Regions from separate parts of the Homo sapiens genome. Here region 1 is linked to region 2. The links are chromatin loops, found by intact Hi-C in ENCODE. Cell type or tissue: ovary. All regions are shown on one strand.

What was found. Peaks named below come from ENCODE experiments on the same cell type or tissue, not always from the same donor. Only the 100,000 strongest peaks of a DNase experiment are listed, where the experiment ranks them.
Region 1: it touches region 2 in a loop (2.2-fold over the local background); 5 of 110 quality-filtered maps call a loop at or near these places.

What each region holds. Positions count from the first base shown.
Region 1 is chr3:13,625,507-13,630,506 of GRCh38, reverse strand. It overlaps FBLN2 (fibulin 2), which reads right to left. Exons shown (of 18, transcript NM_001004019.2): 10 at 3,928-4,062; 11 at 2,538-2,675; 12 at 1,459-1,602; 13 at 1,215-1,343; 14 at 562-687. Among named protein-coding and RNA genes, the nearest start is that of SNORA93, 9.6 kb to the right of the region's middle. In ovary, no CTCF peak of the experiment used is centred here; no DNase peak of the experiment used is centred here.
Region 2 is chr3:13,505,592-13,510,591 of GRCh38, reverse strand. It overlaps HDAC11 (histone deacetylase 11), which reads right to left. Exons shown (of 10, transcript NM_024827.4): 10 at 4,176-5,000. Among named protein-coding and RNA genes, the nearest start is that of HDAC11, 28 kb to the right of the region's middle. In ovary, no CTCF peak of the experiment used is centred here; no DNase peak of the experiment used is centred here.

The DNA of each region.
Region 1 (5,000 bases), 120 kb before region 2:
CACCTCACCAGGAGAAAATGAGGAAATTGCCTCCAGGCTGGGGAGGGGCTGGGAAAGACCGTGCCAGGTAAATGGGGCCAAGACCCCATGGCCTTCTGGCTTGGCCCCTCGCCCCCTCACTGAGCAGCCTGGTGGCCTTACTCCACACCAGTCCCCACTGAGCTGGGGCCAACAGCACCATGAACACACATGGGAATAATGTTACAGCCCCTCCCTCAGCCACAGGCGCGTCCCGCACAGGTAGGTACACGGACCTTGGATGCCTCAGATACCCTATTTGTGGGTACAGATGACACAGAGACCCAGCCTCTCTGGACTGAGGGAGCTGGAGCCCCAGGACCTCAGCAGGGGAATTCAGGGCAGAAAACAACAGAAGGAAGGTGAGAGTGGAGGCCAGAGAGGGTTGGGCCAGACAGAGGAGGAAGGAAGGGCCAGCATGGGTGAAGGTGTGAGGGTGAAGGTGTAAGGGTGAAGGGTCACAGAAGGCTCTGGGCCTTCCACGGCGGGTCTGCCCACTACAGATACCAGGCGGCATAGGGTCAGAGATGAGGGCCAGCCTACCTTCACAGCGCTTGCCGTCCGCTGCTAGCAGGAACCCGGAGGCGCAGGAACAGCGGTAGGAGCCGAGTGTGTTCTCACACGTGTGCTGGCACAGGCGGCCTGGCGAGGCCCAGCACTCATTCACGTCTGTGGGAGGGCAGGCAGCAGGTACAGGGTAGGTGGCCCTAAAGCCAGCTCCCTCCACCCCCAAGGGCCATCCAGGGCCGAAGGGGAGGCTAAGTGGGAGAGGGACCCAGAAGGAAAGACAGGGAGAGGCCAGGACAGGGAAAGAGAGAGGCAAAGAGACCAGGTGGCGGGGAGGCAGCAAGGGTATTGGAGGAAGGCGAGAGGAAGAGGCCAGAGGGACAGACACAGGCAAAGCAACAGACAAGAAGAGATGGTGACAGAGACCGAGGGAAGCAGGAAAGACCAGAGTAAGAGGGGCAGAGGCACAGAGATGAGACAGGAGGGACTGAGAAGGTGGGGGCGGGGGCCAGAGCCAGGTCCTGGCAGGCCCAGCAGGAGGATGAGGCCAGCTGGAAGGCGACCTTGTGGACTCCAGCAGGTGGGCCCCACTCAGGCAGTGGAGGTGCTGGGCATGGGGAGGTGGAGTGCACAGAGGGCAGGGGACCAGCCAGGTGTTCCCCAGGGGTCCTGGCCACCAGCCTACCTACCGATGCAGCCCCGGCCAAAGGCATCCCGCTGAAAGCCGGCTTTGCAGTCACAGCGGTAGGAGCCAGGGAGGTTGTGGCACACTTGGCCCTCACCGCAGCGGTGCACACCTGTCTCACACTCATTCACGTCTGTGGGGGGTGAGCAGGGTACCTTGAGGCCTGGGGCTCCCTCCACACACACCTCCCAGGGGTGGGGAAGCGGGCAGGCCGGGCTGGCTGGCAGGGCGGAGGCGGCTGGCCTTACCCACACACTTGGTCCCATCATCGCTGGCGTGGTAGCCGCGCGCGCAGATCAGCGGGTTCCTCTGGCATGTGTAGGAGCCCACCGTGTTGATGCAGCTGAAGCCTGGCCGACATGGCTCGGACAGTGACGTGCACTCGTTGATGTCTGCAGAGGCAGGTGTAGGTGACAGGGAGCCCGGCATGGTGTCCTCCCAGGCCCCAGCCCCTCCCAGGGCCACACTGGGAGGGGGTCGGTCCTGGGCTCCAGACCTGCCCTGGTCAGAGTTGCAGGGCCAGACTGTCCTACCCCTGTGCCCCACTACCCAAGGGATACACCTCCCAGAACCCAAGCACCTGATGGCTGGCCCTACGCCCTCTCACATCTGCCCAACAGAGCAGCTGGAGGCAGGGCGGGATCGAGGCTGAGTGCTAGGATAACTACACCAACCACGTGCCAGGGGTCTAGCTGCCAGGGAAGCACAGCACATTAACAAGAAGTTTTAGAGGCACAGAGACTAAGCAAACCCTTTTTTGGAAGGAGTTGATGGGGGGCGCAGAGCGGGTAGAATCTCAGACCCACTTGGGGACTAGGCCGGCATCTGTAAAACTGTTAAGTCTCAACCCTCGAGTACGGCATGGAATCACTCTAGGAGGTCTCACTAGCATTCTCTGAAAATGGGAAATTTCAGTGGGTGTCACATGCAGTACTGTGTGGGGACACTGGTATTGCAGTTCTTCCTGGATGTGTGTAGATGTCTGTGCCAGGTCATGATCTATCACATAGCCACTGCTGACTGGTTAAAAAAAAGGGATACTCATTCGTATCCAGTCCAACCCCACAGATAGCTTCACAGAGGCCACTGAATAATAACTCAGCCAAGGTTTCACAGCTCAAGGTAATAGGAGCAGCTACACTTTGGGGACAGTGGTGCCCCCAGGGTTGAACACTTGACATGCCCATTCACAGGTAGGGACAAGGGGGCTGGGAGAGGAATGGAGCAGCAAGCCAGGCCTCCCTGGTCTCTAAAGCCCTAAAAGCCCCCACAATGCCTCCAGTAGAGCCCTAGGCTGATGATCCCCAGCCCTGCAGCCCCCGCTCACCCACACAGTTGCCTTCAGGATCCTGCAGGAAGCCATCCATGCAGCGCTGCCTGGCCTGGCAGTAGAAGGAGCCCTTGGTGTTCTGGCACAAGAAGCCCGGCTGGCAGGTGTGCGTGCCCATCGCACACTCATCCACGTCTGCAGCGGAGAGGCTGGGTGTCAAGGGCTGGGGGGCAGGTCCTGCCTTTACACTCAGCAGCCCTGCCCACACATCCCCGCCCTCAGACCCATGACCCTGATGGCCACAAAGATCTCCCTGGGAAGCTGGCACAGCCACATTGTTGCCGGCATGGCCTTTGTCCCAGGAGTAATAACAACGTGACCATGTTTACTGCGCTTCTCTTTGGTCCCACCATTGTTCTGAGCACCTGAGATGGATTTATTTCCTTAAACCCCACACAGCCGTAAGAAGTAGATGTCATGACAAGCCCCATCTTACAAGGAGGGAAGCTGAGGCAGAGACAAGGCTCTACTGCTGGGGAGCACTGGACCAGGACCAGAACCCGGGGGACTGGCTCCCAAGCCTGCTTTGTTAGCCGCTGTCCCACACTTGCAGGGGGCGGAAGTGGGGATATCCCCACCGTGTGCCTAAATCTCTAAGGTAAGGTCATGTGTTCACACTTTAGGGAGGTAGCACAGGTAGCAAGAAGGCTCCAACCCCGGAGACTGTCTTTCTGTTTCTGGAACATGCCAAGAGTGCTTCCTCCCCACACCCAACAGGCCTTGGCACGCTGCCCCCTCTGCCTGAACACCCTCCCCAGGAGCTTCTCATTCAGGTCTCAACTCCAACGTCACCTCCTCCAGGGGCCTCCTTGAACCCACCACTTACAGGGGCCCCCAGCCCCCAGTCACTCTGCCATCTCTGTTTGCCTGTGTGGACCCCGCTGCCCCAACCACAAGGTCAGAGAAGGGCCACAGCACCCCACCCTGGATCCCTGGTACCCAGGACCCGGCAGGCACATAAGAGCAGCTCAGGACGTACTTGTTGAAAGGGTTGGATGAAACCCCTCCCTCTGATTAGAAGGCTAGAATTTTCCAGTAAAAGGGACAGAGTGAACCCTCTGTGGGCTCCACCTCAATGTACAAACCAGGCCACAGCAAGGGGGATAACTGGCACCCAGACACCAGCAGGCAGGAGCAAAGCCGGGGTGGACCTAGCCTGCCCTCACCCTGCCTCAGACTCCCATCTCCGCCCCAAACACCACCATTGTGGGGTCTTCCCACCAGCAGGAAACCCAACTAAGGGGAGCTTGCTAGAAAGGAGGGGATGGAGAGGGGCGTGGCCAGGCCTAAGGGTGGCCAGGGCAGGACAGGGGTGGGACCAGGGAGGGGCGGGGCAAAACTGGCCATGGGGCGGGGCCTCCAGTTGGTCCTTCTGGGCCCTTCTCACCTTCGCACTCGCCATCCTTGAGGGCATAGCCTGGCTCACAGGTGAGTGCCTTGTAGCAGTGGAAGGAGCCCAGTGTGTTCACACAGTGCTCGCCCCGGCTGCACGTGTGCAGGTCCGTCACACACTCGTTGATGTCTGCAGGGAGAGCGAGGCCATCAGAGGCTGCAGAGTCCCCAGGACAGTGGCTGAGTGCAGCCAGCAGACCTTGGGCCACCAGGAGGGAGAGAGCTCCAGGCCCTGCCCTCAGGGAGCTCACCATTCGGAGATGTGGCTGATGTCTCGGCACCCAAACATCCCTTCATTCAACAAAGATTTATTGAGCACCTGCTATGCACCAAGCACTGTTCTTGGCACTGGGTGTACATCAGTGACCAAGACAGAAATCCCTGCCCTTGTGGGGCAGACACTCAAGGGGAGAGGACACAATAAATACATAAACAAACATAAATGGAGGTGGTGATGAGTGCTATGGATAAAACAGAGCAGGACGCAGGAGACAGGGAGTGCCCAGGTACAGCGGGGGGCGCTGGGCGGGATGGGTCAGGGATGGATTCTCAGAAAAGAAGACATCTGAGCAAAGATGTGACAAGATGACAGACTGGGCCATGCAGACAGTCCAGGCAGAGGCGTCAGGGATGTAAAGGCCCTGAGAAGGAAGCCAGCTGTGCAGGTTCAAGGGCCCACCAGGAGGTGGGTGTGCTGCAGGGGAGGGAAGGGAGAAAGAGGGTGAGCAGGAGGAATGGAGGGAGCCATAGAGAGTTCCAAGCAGAAGAGAAAGTGGTCTTATTTATTTGGAGCAAGGATCCCTGGCAGGGGCTGGAGAATAGGGGTGAGGATCCAGGCAGGAGATTCAGTGGCTCGGACTACCTTCAATGGGCTGGGAGAAGTGGCTAGATTCTGAAGTATTGTGAAGCTGGAACCAACAAAACCCACTGATGGATGAGATGAAGGTGAGGCAGGAAGAGGGGCCCAGAGCTTCTGGCCAAGCAGCTGGACAGGTGGCAGTGAGGGCCGGCTGTGAGGTGTAGGCTGCAGGGGAAGGTGGGAGCCCTGCTGGCCATGAGAGTTTGAGG
Region 2 (5,000 bases):
GGGCAGGCTGAGGCAGGAGAATCACTTGACCCTGGGAGGCAGAGGCTGCAGTGAGCTGAGATCATGCCACTCCGCTGCACTCCATCCTGGGTGACAGAGTGAGACTCTGTCTCAAAAAAAAAAAAAAAAGAAAAGAAAAGAAAAGAAAAGAACGTCACTGTCTCAGGACCAGCAGGGGTGACCTGCGAATTCTGGATGTGAGGGGGACCCAGACTGGTGCTTTACCTGCCTAGCCTCCTTGACCCTCAAGCCACCCTAGGGAAGGAAGGGATTATCATCGCTATTTACAGAGGAGGAAACTGAGGCACAAAGCGTGAAGTGATTTGCCCACAGCCACTGAGAGCCTAGATTCAAACACAGATCCAAGTCCAGGCCTGAATTTTCCCTGTATGGGACCACCCTCGCCGAGGGAAGATGGGTGTCTTCCCACAGTTTAGAGATGGTGACCTGCCCAGCCCCATTCCCCAGGGCCAAGAGCAGGGAGGTGCAGCAGGCTTCAGGGAGGCTACCCAGCATCCCAGGCGCCAGGCCTGATGATATGTGTCCCCAGGTCCTTTCAGCTGAACGGACCCTGCGAACTCTCCAGCCAGGAGCCTGGAGCCATGGGAGGGTTGAGGGAGGGCTCAGGCCCAGCCCCAGGCAGGTGCACGCGAGGGCTGGGTAAGCCTTGGCCTGGGGCCCTGCCTAAAAGGGCTGCCCCGCAGCTCACTGGGAGGCCCTAAACCAGAGATGGAAACAGGACTTTGCCCTGTTGCTGAGTCAAAGAGGTGATGAGAACAGAAGAGGGTAAAGAAGCCCCTGGCCAGTGTCACATGTATTATGCACCTGCTGTATGCCAGCCTCATTCCCACTGTTTACCAGAGTCCTCTATAGAGGAGGCAATGAGGCTCAGCCCGGGGCCACAGCGCAGGTATACAGCAGAGGCAGGACTGAAACCCTGGCTGGGCAACTACAGAGCTGCATTCTTTCTCTGGAGGCCACTCTCCACCCTGAGCTGAGGTCACCCTGAGCTGAGGTCCTGGCTTTTACCCGCCCTGTCCACAGTGCCTCAGCCCTAATAAAATCAGGGAGTTCAGAGGTCAACACCCGGGGTGGTGGTGAAGACTGGCCACTCTGCCACTCCACCGTGTGTGGCCATGGGCGAGGGCCTGCAGGCCCCTCTAAGCCTTGGTGTTCCAGCCTGGACAATGGAGCTCCAGGACCCTGCACAGGGAGGCTGCTGTGAGGATAAACAAGGACCAGGCACGCAGAGAGTGGCATGGGCCTCGCCGTGCACGGGCCTCTGCAATCCTCTCACACATGTGGCCTGGCACATGGCACATGCTCACCACAGCCACCCCCCGCAAGGAGGCTACCAGGTGAGGAGGGGAGGAGGCCGGGGTTCTGGTTTGCTTGCCAGGGGGTGCCAGGCTCCTTCAAGCCCTCCCTGGGCCTCACCTTCCCCATCCACAAATCGACAACGCTGACAGCCAGCACTGAGCCAGGGTGAGCAGGCCTCCTCAAAGGATACCTCCCTTCTCGTCCACCCCCACACACCCTGTCCAGCTGCAGTGCCGAGGCTGGGCCTCTGCAGGTGGAACAGGCAGGTGGAACAGGTACTCTCCAGGGCCCTAGCCCCAGCTGCACACGCCAATCCATGATGCATTTCTCAGCTGCCTGCTGTTTTATGACTATTTTTTAATTCACTTTGTACTTTGAAAGTTCAAGCTGAAAGCCAATGGCCCTTTAGAAAGCCCAGTGTATGTTTTCCAGCTGAACAGCATTTCCAGGGTAGGATGTGGGAGCACCCGTCTCTGCGGGCCCCAGCCTGAGTAGACAGCAATGTACCCACAGGTGCCACACTTCCCTCCACCAGGCCCTGCCACCACCGCTGAGGGGCCGTGGGACTGCCTTTCCCATCCGGGTCTCTGTCTCATCTGGACAACAAGGGTGCTGAGGCCTGCCTCTCCCGGGGTTGCTGGTAAGACTATGAGCTGGGGAAGGGCGTGGAAGTCCAGGCAGTGTGCAAGATGCCATGCTCACCAAGACACTGTTTGCCAGAGGGCCTGGCCATGGGGAAAGGGCACTAGTGTTGGAGTCGGATGGATGTGGGTGCATTCCCTGGCTTTGCCATTGCCCAACTCTGCAGTCTTCGGCAAGCCATTTCACCTCTCTGAGTTTGTTTCCCATCAGTAACATGGTGGTGGTGATGATGGTGATGATGAGTGCCGACAGCCACAATCAAGCATGCTTAATTGAGTGTTTACTCTTGCTTTAAGCCCTTCACAAACATTCACTCATTTAATTCTCCAACACCTAGGAGGTAGGTGCTATCATCCCCATTTTGCAGATGAGTAAACTAAGGCACACAGCTATCGAGGGGAGGAGGCAGGACTCAGAGCCAGGCCGGAGGGACTGGAGCCCACGCGTCCGCTCCCTGGGCCTCCCTAGCAATCACGTGACGGCGTCACTTCCAGAGTGGTGCAGAGCCTCACGCGTTGGCCCTGGGCCTGAGCAAGGTGTCCCCAGCCAGTGCTGGCTAAGCTGAATGAAACCAACTCAAGGGCAGGCTGCCCTGGAGGAGTTCCTGGCCCTAAACCCCAAATGTTTGGCTGAGCAGCCAGGGAGGCATCATAAAAGTCTTCCTTTAGGTCTGCCCAGGAGTCCCGCTAGGCAGGGAGGGGCCCCGTGCCAGCAACCGCCTTTGTTTATGCCTGAGGCAGCAGAGTGGGGATGGTCATGCCTGCCTCTGCCCCCGCCCCCGCTGGGGCCCTATTAGCCTAGCCTGGAGGGGTGGGTTCCGGGCAGGGGCCAGGTTACAGCCGGGCACTGCTGCTTCCTGCTGGAACCTCCCTGCGTCTGTCCCGTAGAGAACAGAGCTGTGTCTCCCAAGATGAAATCCCTCTCCCCAAGCCTCAGCTGGCTCACTGGCCAGGCATGGTGCAAGGTCATGCCTCCCAAGGTCTCCCCAGATCATGAGTCTGATGGCCAGTCGTCCTCAGCCTGTCCCTGCTCTTATCCAGGGCTGCCAGCAGCCACTGGGGCGTCAGGGCTGCTGTGCCACCTCTCAGCCACTTCATGAAGCTGACCTGCTCCACTGGGATTGATGTAACTTGTGGTGTAATTTACATACAGCAAAATGCACAGATCCTGCAAACAGGTCCAAACACTTCATCTGGCCTCAGTTCTTCCGCCTGACCTACAGGACATTCCTCCCCCTCACCCTGACAGTTACTGGGAGCAGCAGAAAGCCACCCAGTGTCCTGAGTGCCTTCCAGGTACTGAGGCTCTTATTCCCAGGACAACCTCTTCCACGAGCATCTTTAAGGAAGAAACAGCTCACAGGTTCTGGAGCTGGGGCCTGGGCTCCAGTCCTCACTCCTCCACTTAGGGGCTGCGGTGCTCAGCAAATAACTAACCCCTTTCCTGCCTCTGCTTCTACATCTGTGAAGTAGGCATGGAAACAGTTCTCACCTCAGAGTGCCATGAAGTTCCATATGCAGTTCCCAGCTAGAGTCTGGATAGGGCCTGGCCCTTAGTACCACCTGGTCAGCATCAGCCTTTATCAGTCTCCTCCCACCCAGCACAGGGCCAATCGGGACCCCTGCCTGCTACCCCATGTCCTTTTCCCTGACACCCTGTCTGAACCTCAAGGGGCCACCCTGCCCCCCATCCAGGCTGTGCCACTGATACTGGGGATGCTCTGGTCACTCTGCCCGGCCAAGGCTCTGCCTTTCCCCCTGCCTGGATACCCCACCCCAGCCCAGCCTCATCTCGGGGCAGCCCATCCCCATAAGCGCTCCAAAAGCACCCCAGGCCTGGAAGACACCCCATCCACCCACTGCCCTGCCAGGGCCCCCTCCCACTGTGCAGCAGAGCCACCATCACAGCCCAGCTGTGCCTGCCCACCCATTCCCAGGCTGTCCCAGACCCCAGCCCAGTGACCTTATCACCCTGGGATCCTAGACCCTTCTCTGTCCAGAGTAACCCCCCACCCCCACCCCACCCCCCTGCCAAGTGTGAGGCAGCTGAGAACTTTTACTTTGGGATCTGGCAGAGCTGGATTCAAGCCTGGCTCTACCACTGTTGAGATCTGCTGGGAGGTGTGGCCTGGGGCAAATTTCTCACCCCTGCCAAGCCTCAGTTTCCTCATCTGTGAAATGGGAATCATTACCAACTCCACAGGACTCAGAAGATGAAATAACACACTAGCATTTATTGAGCAGCTACCCATGTCAGGCCTTGCGCTACAAGAACTTTCCATTTTCATTTCCTTTCACCCCTAGGAGGTAGGGATTCTTTGCCTCCAGCACACACAGCAGCCTGGGCCAATCAAGCCTCTAGGATTCTCTAGGAACAGAAGCTCAACAGTGACAAACCATGTCTGTGGCTGAGCCCCAGAAGTCGCTGGCCTGTGTTGGGTGTGAATGGATGTTAGGTGCCTCGAGTCAGCGACAGAGACCAACGGCAAGGGTAGGGATCTCAGAGTGCATTGTTAGAGCCTCGGGGTCTGGTCCAGGAGGCCAGCATTGTTGACATTTTGTGATCTTGGAACCCTTCTCCCTGCAGCAGAGGGAGCATTAGGGAGGCCGGGAGACAGTGGGAGCACCCCCTCACTGTAATGAACACAAGTCCCGTAGGGGGCTGATGGAGCAGGGCCACCTCAATGGACCCACTTTCCCTCCCCAGCCCCTGATTTGATCAGGGCCACAGCTGCCGGCTAGCAGGGGTGGATGCTCCCCCGCCCACTTCCTGGAGGTCCCTGAATGTCCCCATGAGTAGGGCTGAGGAACAGGCCAGAGGTCTGGCCCACCTGGGGCCCCTGGGCATGGAGAAGGATTGGGGCCCAGGCACTTTGGTGAGGCCAGTGGAGGCCACAGTCCCACCCAGGGCCCTGCCCCGGCTACCTATGTTCATAATCCCCAGGCCAGGATAGAGATCCTCGCTGCCCTCTCTCCAGGAACCCCTGCCCCGCCTCACCAGTGTCTGGGTCCCTCCCTGGGCCTGGGTTCCTGCAGGAC